Linked DNA regions of Homo sapiens: region 1 is linked to region 2. Evidence: chromatin loops called from intact Hi-C (ENCODE). Cell type or tissue: CD4-positive, alpha-beta T cell. All regions are shown on one strand. Region 1 overlaps LZTR1 (leucine zipper like post translational regulator 1). Region 2 holds the start of LRRC74B (leucine rich repeat containing 74B).

What was found. Hi-C counts contacts between places; a loop is a spot of excess contacts. Peaks named below come from ENCODE experiments on the same cell type or tissue, not always from the same donor. Only the 100,000 strongest peaks of a DNase experiment are listed, where the experiment ranks them.
Region 1: a loop joins it to region 2, with 9 times the contacts of the local background. A loop is called at or near these places in 20 of 110 quality-filtered maps.

Annotation. Positions count from the first base shown.
Region 1 is chr22:20,989,896-20,994,895 of GRCh38, reverse strand. It overlaps LZTR1 (leucine zipper like post translational regulator 1), which reads right to left. Exons shown (of 21, transcript NM_006767.4): 8 at 4,371-4,510; 9 at 3,067-3,268; 10 at 2,527-2,682; 11 at 1,992-2,102; 12 at 1,142-1,234; 13 at 877-972; 14 at 627-792; 15 at 169-338; 16 at 1-26. Among named protein-coding and RNA genes, the nearest start is that of THAP7-AS1, 9.5 kb to the left of the region's middle. In CD4-positive, alpha-beta T cell, no CTCF peak of the experiment used is centred here; no DNase peak of the experiment used is centred here.
Region 2 is chr22:21,043,401-21,048,400 of GRCh38, reverse strand. LRRC74B (leucine rich repeat containing 74B) reads right to left here and starts at 2,455. Exons shown (of 10, transcript NM_001291006.2): 1 at 2,276-2,455; 2 at 903-1,045; 3 at 385-517. The coding sequence starts at 2,414. It also overlaps the pseudogene P2RX6P. In CD4-positive, alpha-beta T cell, no CTCF peak of the experiment used is centred here; a DNase peak (open chromatin) is centred at 2,610; H3K4me3 peaks cover 639 bases; H3K27me3 peaks cover 453 bases.

The DNA.
Region 1 (5,000 bases), 54 kb after region 2:
TTTACCACGAAGTTCAGGCAGTGCTCCTGGGGCAGACAGGCACAGGCAGGCAGGCAGAGTCAAGCCAGGGCCCCAGGCTGGGCGAGGGGCTCACAGTGGTGGGCAGGGAGGGGGCCTAAGCCTGAGCACACCCCACCCAACCCTGATTGCGCTGACCCCACCCCACACCTTGAGTTGGCTCAGCTGCAGCCGGGCGGCACTCTCGCACACAACCAGCACGTTCTGCAGGTCCACGGAGGCCTCGATGTACTGGCGGCACAGCTGCTCCAGGCGGCACAACTGGAAGCTCAGTGCCAGTTTGTACACATCCATGATGAGCAGCACATCCTCCACATGGCCTGCGCCCCAGAGCCCCCGAATCTCAGGGAGCCGGAGAGGGGAGGGCAGGGCACAGGGCGCAGGGCTCCCCCCATGGAAGAGTGTGGGCTGGGGCCACTAGGTAGGAACAAGGCCTCGGGGGACTCAGATGGCGTCCAGCTGCAGTGATCATGGGTAAGGAGGGTGACCTGCAGCCTCTGAGCCTCAGGGGGCCCATCAGTAAGGCAGGGCTGGCAGCACCCACCTTTTGGCTCTGCTGCCCGCACCCCAGCCCACACCAACCCTGCTCCACCCCCACCCAGGCGGACCTTTCCGTGGGTATTTGATCTTGTCGGTGTAGAGGAACTGCATGAGCACCTCGAAGGGCCGGGCCTCGGCCTCCCGGATGGCCACGTGCAGCAGGGGCGGCCGGGCCCCACCAGCAGCCACGCCGGGGGCCTCCCTGGGAACTGGGGCGGCCTCCTGCTCCAGCTTCTGTGGGGAGAAGGGAGCTCAAGGACACCCCAGTGGACACCAGGCATGGCTGCCAGGTCAGGGCAGGGCGGTTAGGCACCTCACCTGGGCCAGCCTCTCCCGCGCCTGCGTGATCTTCCTGCGAAGCCAGCGGCTCCGCGCTGTGACAATGGCTACGTGGCCCTGCACGCACTCCTCCTTCTGCACAAAGAATGATGCACTGGCAGAGGGCACAGGACCCTCGCCCCAGAGAACAGAGACCCAGCCAGCCAAGGTCAGCACCACCAGGCCAGCAGCTGTTTTTCTGAGGGGCGAAATTCCCACTGCCCAGGCACAGCAGGCAGAGCAGGGTGCGAGGACAGGCACCCACCTCACCCAGCACGAACTCCACGTCGCAGAACTGGCGGCTCTCCCACAGCCGCCCGTAGTCCTCGTGCAGCGTGCATTTAGGGTAACAGGAGAACTGCAAGAGGGGCCCAGTGAGACTAGATGTTGCAGACAGCAGGGTGGCCCCAGTGTGGCTGTGCAGGCCGACCCTGAGGTCCCCACCTGGCCCATGCTGACCCTCAGGGCCCAGGAGGCAGGTGGGCCTGGCTGAGGAGAGGAAGCAGCCGCTACCCCACCCTGAAAATACAGCCTGGCTCCAGCCTCAGCACCTGCAACTGTCCACGGCCGGCTCCACAGCAGGAAAGGGCTCCCCTGCCTCTCTTGCCTTCGGCTGGGCCCCAGGCCTCAGCAGAGCTCTGCCGTCTCCACTCTGCCTGGACCTGCGTCCTCACACTGGCCCCCACCAGCACATCCCAACCTCCTCCAGGAAGCTGGCCCTGACCTCACTGTGGCTGTGAGTCCCTGCCCTGACCACCTGCTCCTCCAGGCCTGGGAAGGGGCTGTCAACGCAAGCCACTGTCGGCCCTGGCTCTGCCCTGGGCCAGGCTATGATGCCTGTGAGGCTCTGGTGCTGAGCCCAGCTTGGCCCGGCTCCCTCCACTGACTCTGCCGTGAGCCCCAGCACCATCTGCCTGCCCCACTGCACGAAGGCTGCCCACTTTAGTGCCACCTCAGCCCACCCTCAGCCCACAGGGCTCCTCCCAAGGCTTCCATCCTGCCAGGTGTGGCCCTGGCAATGGCCTGGATAAGCCCTGCCCCCCAACTTGGCCTCAGTTTCTCATCACGGGGGATCCGTCCACCCAGCCGGCTCTACAGGCCCACAGGCCCCACACCTGGAACCTGTACATCTCCCCGCTGCGGATGTTGTTGTCCACCGTGCCCCCGAAGATGTACATGGCGTCCGAGATGACAGCAGCCGCGTGGAAGAGCCTCCCACTGGGCAGCTGGGGGACAAGAAGGCAGGGTGGAATGGTGGGGGAGCAGAGCCTCCACAGTGCGGCTGGTGCAGCCAGGTAAGGCAAGGATGCGGCACCTCATGGCCATGAAGGGCCAGGGGGCAGGGTCCCCAAGGGATGAGGGCCCCTGGGTACAGACACAGGTGGGACCTGGTACCCATGTAGGCGAGTGGGGCATGACGGGCCATGGAGACCCTCAGAGTGGTCAGGGCACTTGGGCCAGTGTGTGGCACCCACCCCAGAAAGCTGCAGCCTGGCCAGCAGGGTGAGGGCCCTTGGCCCTGTACCCCCTTTGTGGTGTGACCCCAAGCAAGTATTTCTCGGGGCCTCAGTCTCCCCATGTGTGAGAGGTGTTGATCACAGGACCTGTTTCAGGGGGTGATGGAGTCTTAATGAGGATCCCAGCCTGTACCTCCGAGGCAGGCTGGGTGGGCTGCTTGGCTGAGGTGGTGCCAAAGTCCAGGCCAAACACATCTCGGGACTTCTTGAAGCCAACCCGCTCCTCATAGGTCAGGGTGGGCACCTCCTCGGAAGCACAGGCTCGCTCGGGCACTTCAGCCCCACCAACCTGAAGAGGGGAGACACATGGGCATGAGACCAGTTGGCAAGGGCCAGGTAGGTGCCCAGAGACCCCCACCATCCTGGCCTTGAGAGTGGGTTCTGAAAGAAGGAAGAGCTGCATGGCCGTGGGCTTCCCAGGAAAGGTCTGCAGCACAGCAGCCCCATGCAGCCATGATGGGGTGTGAAGCGTTAACTACCTGCAGGCTGTGGGGTGAAGCTGGGGCTGGAGGCCGGGGCAGGTGTCCAGGGCTGAGGCCCAGGTGTCCTGGCCTTGCTCCTGGTAGCTGTCTGGAACCCCAGGGGGCCCCAAAGCTGTGAGGAGCTGGGTGGGAGCAGGGTAGGAGCTACTGGTGTCCAGCTGGCAGGTCAGGACACCCCTGGGCACCCTCACCTCGCTGTCGGAGCTGGGCTGGACGACCTCCCAGGTCTGGAAGTCCACGTCATAGCAGTGCAGCTCGTTGGGCAGCGTGTTGTCGGCCGCACCCCCAAACACATAGAGGTGGCGGTCAAAGGCCACCATGGTATGCCCGTAGCGCCGCTGCGGGGGTGGTGGGGAGCCCCGGAGCAGGTGTTCAGTTGGGATGCGTGTCCACCTGGGGGTACACAACAGTGAATCAATGCTGGGACAGGGGCTCCTGCTCACCCTCGGGGCCTCCCCACAGCAGGCCTTCACTGGGAGGTCCCCCTGCATCCCTTACGGTGACTAGCCCAGGGTCCAGAGGGAGGGCCTAGACACCTGCGCTGAGCACCTCTCACCCCATCCAGCACGGGCACCAGCCCTGCCTGGCTCCATGTGGCCCACCGCAGGGTCCTGCCAGAGCTCCCCCCTCTCCCCATGGAGCAGGCAGCAGTGATGGGCAGGAGGGTGGCATCTGACCCGCCCAGGCAGTCCTGCTCTCTGGGGAGTAAAGTTGTGCAGAGACCATTGCAGGTCACTGTGTTCACGCTGCCCAGTCAGAGCATCCCCACAGCTGAGTCCCCATCCTGGGAGCTGCCTGTACCCCACATCCTGATGCTGCCCCAGCACCTTCCACCTCCCAGGCTTCCCAGTACCTCCCAGCAAGTCCTCTCTTTTGCTAAGTTAGCTGAAGACTTCAGAACAGATCCTGGCCTGGCAGGGCTATGCCATCTGGCTCCATGCTGAGCCCCAGGCCCTTGACAATTTCCCTCATCCTGGGGCTCCCTGCCCTTCCTCCCACGCACCCGTGGCCTCCAGGGAAGCTCCCAAGTCCCTTCCCAAACCCCCTGTACCTGCAGCTCACACTCCTTGTGCCCTCTCCTGCAGCCCCATTGCAGGGATCAAGGGCTGGCCAGCAGCCAGGGGCAGCATGGGCCAGACCTCTCAGGACCTGCAGGCCCCTCTGGTCTTCTGCCATTATTTGAGATCTATGCAGGCCACGTCTGTTACTGGTGGCACTGACCAAGCTATTCACGAGGAAGGGGACGTCCTTCACGTTCAGAGGGAGGCCTAGCCAGGGGCCTCCTCGCCAGGCCTTATCTTGCTAAGCTGTAGCCATATCCTGGGGACCTGCCAGGGGCACCGCACATCCCTGCTCCGGGCTGTAACCTCCTGCTGTTTGCAGAGCTCACAAGGATGGTTACCATGGCCACCAGGTGCAAGAGGCGTTCTTCATATTCAGAAGGATTCGAGGGAACTGACCGTCCTCCCTCCACCCCACTGGCCAGAGTACTCACGTCTTGTCCTTGAATTCAAACTGGAAGAGGTTGTTGGTTATTTTGGCTCCGCTTTGCCCAGAGAATACAAACATCTTGTCCCGGCACACAGCCACGGGGAAGTTGCAGCAAGATGGGGGGATCTCGCCACTCTGGGCCACCTGCAGGGGGAGAGGACAGCTCAGCCCCGGCCTCACAGGGCCCGCTCACATTTCACCACACTCGAGACTGCTGAGATGGGACTGCTTTTATTCTTGAAACTTCCCCAGATGAGGATTCACAGATTCCTTTGTCTTGGAACAGCTCATAGCCCTGTCTCATCCACTTCACGGGGCCCAGTTGTGAACAGCTGGGGTTAAAATCGTCAGGGTTAAATCATCAGGGGCTAAACTCATGTTTTTCATGCCCAGAAGACTGAAAAACAATTTTTTTTAATGAATAAATAAATAAATTCCATGTTTCTAAAGGGGAAAGCAAGCCCAGGGGGAGCTCCAGGGAGCAGGACACTGGATAGCAGACGGCCCTCACTGCACTGAAATAAAGGGTGCGTTAAAGCAAAACCACATCCTCACACACGTGGCACTCTGCCCATCCAAAGCACCAAACCTCGAATCACTGTGCAGCCACAGTGAGGAACTGGTCGTGAAGGCC
Region 2 (5,000 bases):
TTGGATCCAGCCCCATCAAACTCCCACATTGCCTACCTGCTTCTTACAATGCCCAACTCCCACCTCTCTGTGTGGAAGGACTCTCCCATCCTGCATTCAGGTACTGGGAGTCTCCCATGTGCTAGGTGAAGAGGGGGATGCTGGCCAGCAAGGGAGGGGAGTGATGGTGTGGGGTGGGTGAGGAAAGGACTTCTATCAGGCATCGGCTGCACAGCAGAGGGTCTAACTCCACCCCACATGCCCCCTCCTGTGATGAGGCCCCTCTTCTATCCACCAGCAACACCAGCAGGCCCCAGGTGACACGGCCCAGCTTTCAACGATGGAGGCACATCCCTGAGGAAAAGGAGGACACGCCTGCCCACCTGCCCCAGACCCAGCACCTACCATGGATGCTGCTGCTTTTGCTCAGGGCACCTGCCAGGGCCTCTGCACCTGCCCCACAGAGCCCATTGTCTCGAAGGTCCAGCCGCTTGACATATGGATTGGAGCTCAATGAGGAAGCCAGAGCCCGGGCGCCCTGGGACAGACAGAGCAAACACACTGGCCACTATCCTGGCTCATGCTCCAGGGCTCAGCCCACTCCACATCCTCCAGCTGGAAAGCCCTCCCCTTCCCACCTGTTTTAAGTGACACCTGCTTCTCCTTTTAGGCTCTGTGAAGGTCTCCCCCCACCCCCAGCTCTCCCTGACCCCCCAGCGGGTTAGGAGCCTGCAGGATCCACAACCCTTAACGCCACCTGTCACAGCCTCAATCCCATCTGTCTCCCAGATGTGGAGGGTAGGGCATGACTGACACAGGCAGAAGCTGGGGAGTGTAGGGGACAGACACAGGGGCACTCCCATGGCTGCTGTCTCCCGAGGCCTCTCCCCGTAAGCCTGGATACAGTGTCCCTCCAGTGGTACCTGGGGCCCCAGGCCACGGTGCCGGAGGTTCAGCTCTTGGGCGCTCCCTTGGCGCAGAAAGCAGGAGATGGGCACAACACTATGGGCCCGGCAAGACCTCAGGTACAGTGTGTCCCTGACCAGTTCTCCAAGCCCATCGGTGCCTGGCAGGAGACAGGGGGACGAATGTGGACCCTGCACAGCTACAGCCACCTGTGTCCTCCCCTGCCCTGTGTCACTACCTGGCCTATGTTTTGCCTCTAGAAGCACTGCTTCCTGTGCTTCTTGGGACCACTGCTCCCATATGACAGATGAGGACATCAAGCCTCAGGCAACGCAAATCTTTTCCTTAAAGTCATACGGCTATCAAAAGAAAGCTGGACAACCTGGGCAACATAGCTAGACAAATTTTCTTTTTTTTTTTTTCGAGACAGACTCTTGCTCTGTCACCCAGGCTGGAATGCAGTGGCACGATCTCGGCTCACTGAAACCTCTGCCTCCCAGGTTCAAGCAATTCTCCTGCCTCAGCCTCCCGAGTAGCTGGGATTACAGGCGCCCACCACCACACTGGGCTAGTTTTTTGTATTTTCAGTAGAGACGGGGTTTCACCATGTTGGCCAGGCTGGTCTCGAACTCCTGACCTCAGGTGATCTGCCTGCCTGGGCCTCCCAAAGTGCTGTGATTACAGGCGTGAGCCACCCCACCCAGCCAAAAAATTTTTATATTAGCCAGACGTGGTGGTCTCCTGTAGTCCCAGCTACTCAGGAGGCTGAGGCAGAAGGCTCACTAGAGTGCAGAGTTCAAGGCTGCAGTGAGCTATTATCCTGCCACTGCACTGACGCCCGGGTGACAGAGCAAGACCCTGGCTCTAATAAATAAATAATTTATTTATATATTTATTTATTAATAAATATGAGCCCAAGCAACCCAATGTTGTTTGTAGTAGAAGTCATGGCTGGCCTGCGCTGAGCATCCCACAGCTAGTGGTGGTAGCTAATCCTGCCAGAGTCAGGCCTCTGCCTGTCTGATGCCAAATTGCATGCTGTGTCTTTTAACCTGGATTGCAGGCCACAAATGTTTTGTAAACATTTTACGGGAGAAAAAACCGAGATAGTTCTAAATTCCATACATCCATTAGCTTAGTTTTTCCTGTGGATTGGGAAAACCCGGCTCTGATTTCATTTCAGGGTGGGACAGCCCTTGGTGCACTGTCTGGCGGGATTTTGCATTTTATCCTGATGCTTCCAGGAGCAATGAAGGGAAGGCAGGGGGCTGGAGGCGCCCCGCAGGCGGGTACGTTCCCTGCTGGCCTTAGCCCCAGCCCGCCTCCCCCAACCCCTGCGGGAGAAGACCCCCAAAGGGGAGGAGTCGGGCCTGCCCCCTCCCCCGAGCACCTTCCGTCTCCAGGTCGGAGTCCCAATTGGCCTCGGGACCCTGCTCGGCCTCGGGGACCCCTGAAAGACGCCCACAGGCCACCATAGCCTCTTCTTTCTGCTCTTCATCCTCCCCAGACCTCTCACAGGAACCCCTCATGGTTACGACCCTCTCGCAGTCTCAGACACTGAGTCGGAGACAGCTTGACCCCGCGCCCAGAGCGCGGCCCGGGATTGTGGGCGGAGTCTGCGGCTGCGCTGACCAACCGAATGTGCCGTCCAGCAACAGGCACCCCCCACAGCCAATAGCGACGCGCTCTCCCGCGGCGGTCGCCCCGGCAACCCGGTGTTGTCGGTTGCCGTAGAAACTGTGGCCGGCTTGTGCTGAGGCTCCTCGCCCGGGCTGATACACTGCATGCGCCACAGACCATGCACCGGATTGGGCGCCTTGCTGCGTTTATCCCCCTGCCTCCCCTAGGCGGTTCCAGCATCGCCCCCCTTTCATGGAATGGGAAACATGCCTGACTCCAGAGCTTGTGTTTTCTTCACTGCACTTGGGAATGGCTTTTCAGGAGGGCCTGGGGAACTTCGCAGAGCCAGGTCACCCTCTCACTCTGTGGCTCTCAGTTCTCTTGCATGCGCTGGCCTTTGCATACGCTGTTCGCTCCCCTGGGAACCTCCATCCCCATCTTTGTCTGCTTGTTGAACTTCAGAATCTGCAAGCGTCAGCTCAGAAGTCACTTATTCCTGAAGCTTTACTCAGAGCCCCCCCGGGGCTGTTGCTGCCCTCAGGCCGTCTTCTCACAGCACTGATAACAGCTGTCCTTCCCCATCCTCTCACCACGTCCACTCCCACCGGAGGAAGTGAGGCCAGAGGGCAGGGACAGAGCTGCTGTTTTCTGTGTGCCACCAGGGCCCAGCAAAGAGAATGTAGGGAGGGTGGGAGGTGCAGGGCAGCTGGGGTTAGGGGCTGAAGGCTGGGTGTTGGAGGCTGGATCCTGCTTTAGTGGAAGTGTCCCTTTAACAGCGGCTGGCGTGGCCTGGCTCGGGCCCTGCTTTGCCTCCTGTTCAGCTGCGGCTGCAGCTGCCATGCTGACTCATGTGCCCGCAGCTAGCAGGAGCTGGCAGCATGGGCTCCCCAGGGGCCACAGCAGACTAGGGGCTTCTGGATTATAAAACGGAGAAGTATGTGATGACCAGGAACTGGTGGGGGGGCGCCCTGCAGAGGCTGCTGCAGTTTGGGATCGTCGTCTATGTGGTAGGGTAAGAGAGAAGAGCTTTTGGCCAGGCTGGAGGGGCAAGGGAAGAGGTCGGGGGTGGGGCTTGGTCCTGCTGGGTTGAAGTTGAGGGTTGGGCTGTTTAGGGGCTGGAGGGGAAGGGGCCATAATGGGACGGGGTGGGAGGTAGGCAATACAAGACAGGAGAGCAAGAACAAGCTGTGTGTTTGTCCTGTGTGTCCACCTGCCTGCTTCCCAGTCCCTCCCCACGGCCCCACCCAGGGGGCACAAGACATTGTCCTTAACATCTGTGAGAGCTGGAGCACTAGGCCCCCAGAGAGACCACCAGCTATATCTCCGGTCAGGGGAGTCTATAAGCTCGGAGCTGGGTCTACTGAGGCTGGGGGTGGGTGCTGGCTAGTGAAGGTGATTGTCTGAGGGCACTGGCTCTCTGATGCATGGCTGGAGCTTCTGTCTCGTTCAGGGAGTCTACAGTGGGAAGTGGGGCCAGAGAGGATGCTGGACTGGGAGCCTGTAGGGTGTGGGGAGAGAACTGAGCATGTAGGGCCCAGCTCTGCCCCGTCACTACACGCTGGGGGGACACCACACTGCCCATCTTCTCCTTCCCAGGTGGGCGCTCCTCGCCAAAAAAGGCTACCAGGAGCGGGACCTGGAACCCCAGATTTCCATCACAACCAAACTCAAAGGGGTTTCCGTGACTCAGATCAAGGAGCTTGGAAACCGGCTGTGGGATGTGGCCGACTTCGTGAAGCCACCTCAGGTGGGGGCCCTGATGTTGCTGACGGGGGCGCAAGTCCTTTCCCCACTGACAGCTTGAACACCCGCCATGCAGCCAGTGTGTGCGAGAGAGAAGCATGTGATGCCAAAGGTGGCTGCAGGTTCTCAGGAAGGGCTTCACAGAGGAGTGGCACCTGAACAGGACTTTCAGGGATGTGTAGGAGGTTTCTGGTAGAAAAAGGGATGGGTTGAGAAACCAGGCCAGAGAAACTGCATTTCCGAAGGCTGCCAACAGAAAAGAAGGGAGTGTTTGAGACTAATGGCTTGAGCTTGAGAGTGGTGTGGGAGGGGTGTGGTGGGGCCAGGGCGTGGAACTTCCTGTAGCCCTGCTCCCTGACCTGGGGCACCTCGGTCAGGTGCTCCTCCTCCACCCTTCTCAGCTGCATTTTCCTCTTCCCTCCACCCAGCTTATCCACAGCCTTAACTTCCACCCACCTCTGCTCCTCTGATTCCCAGGGTGTATGTAGCCCCAGTGAACACCTGCCCAGAGCACAGCTGTCTTCCAGGTGCACACTCATATGTCCAAAGATCAATTATTTCCCTCTCCTGGCATGGCCTCTGTGACATCCACTAGTCATGATGGCTGTGACATCCACTAGTGCCTCAGCCAGACCCATGACTCAGCCTCAACCCCTTCCTGTCCCTTCCAACATTTTTCACTACTGCCCATGCCATGCCTGCATGAGACTATGGCCTCCTAGAAGGCCCTTAGATGCCCCTCTCGCCTCCTC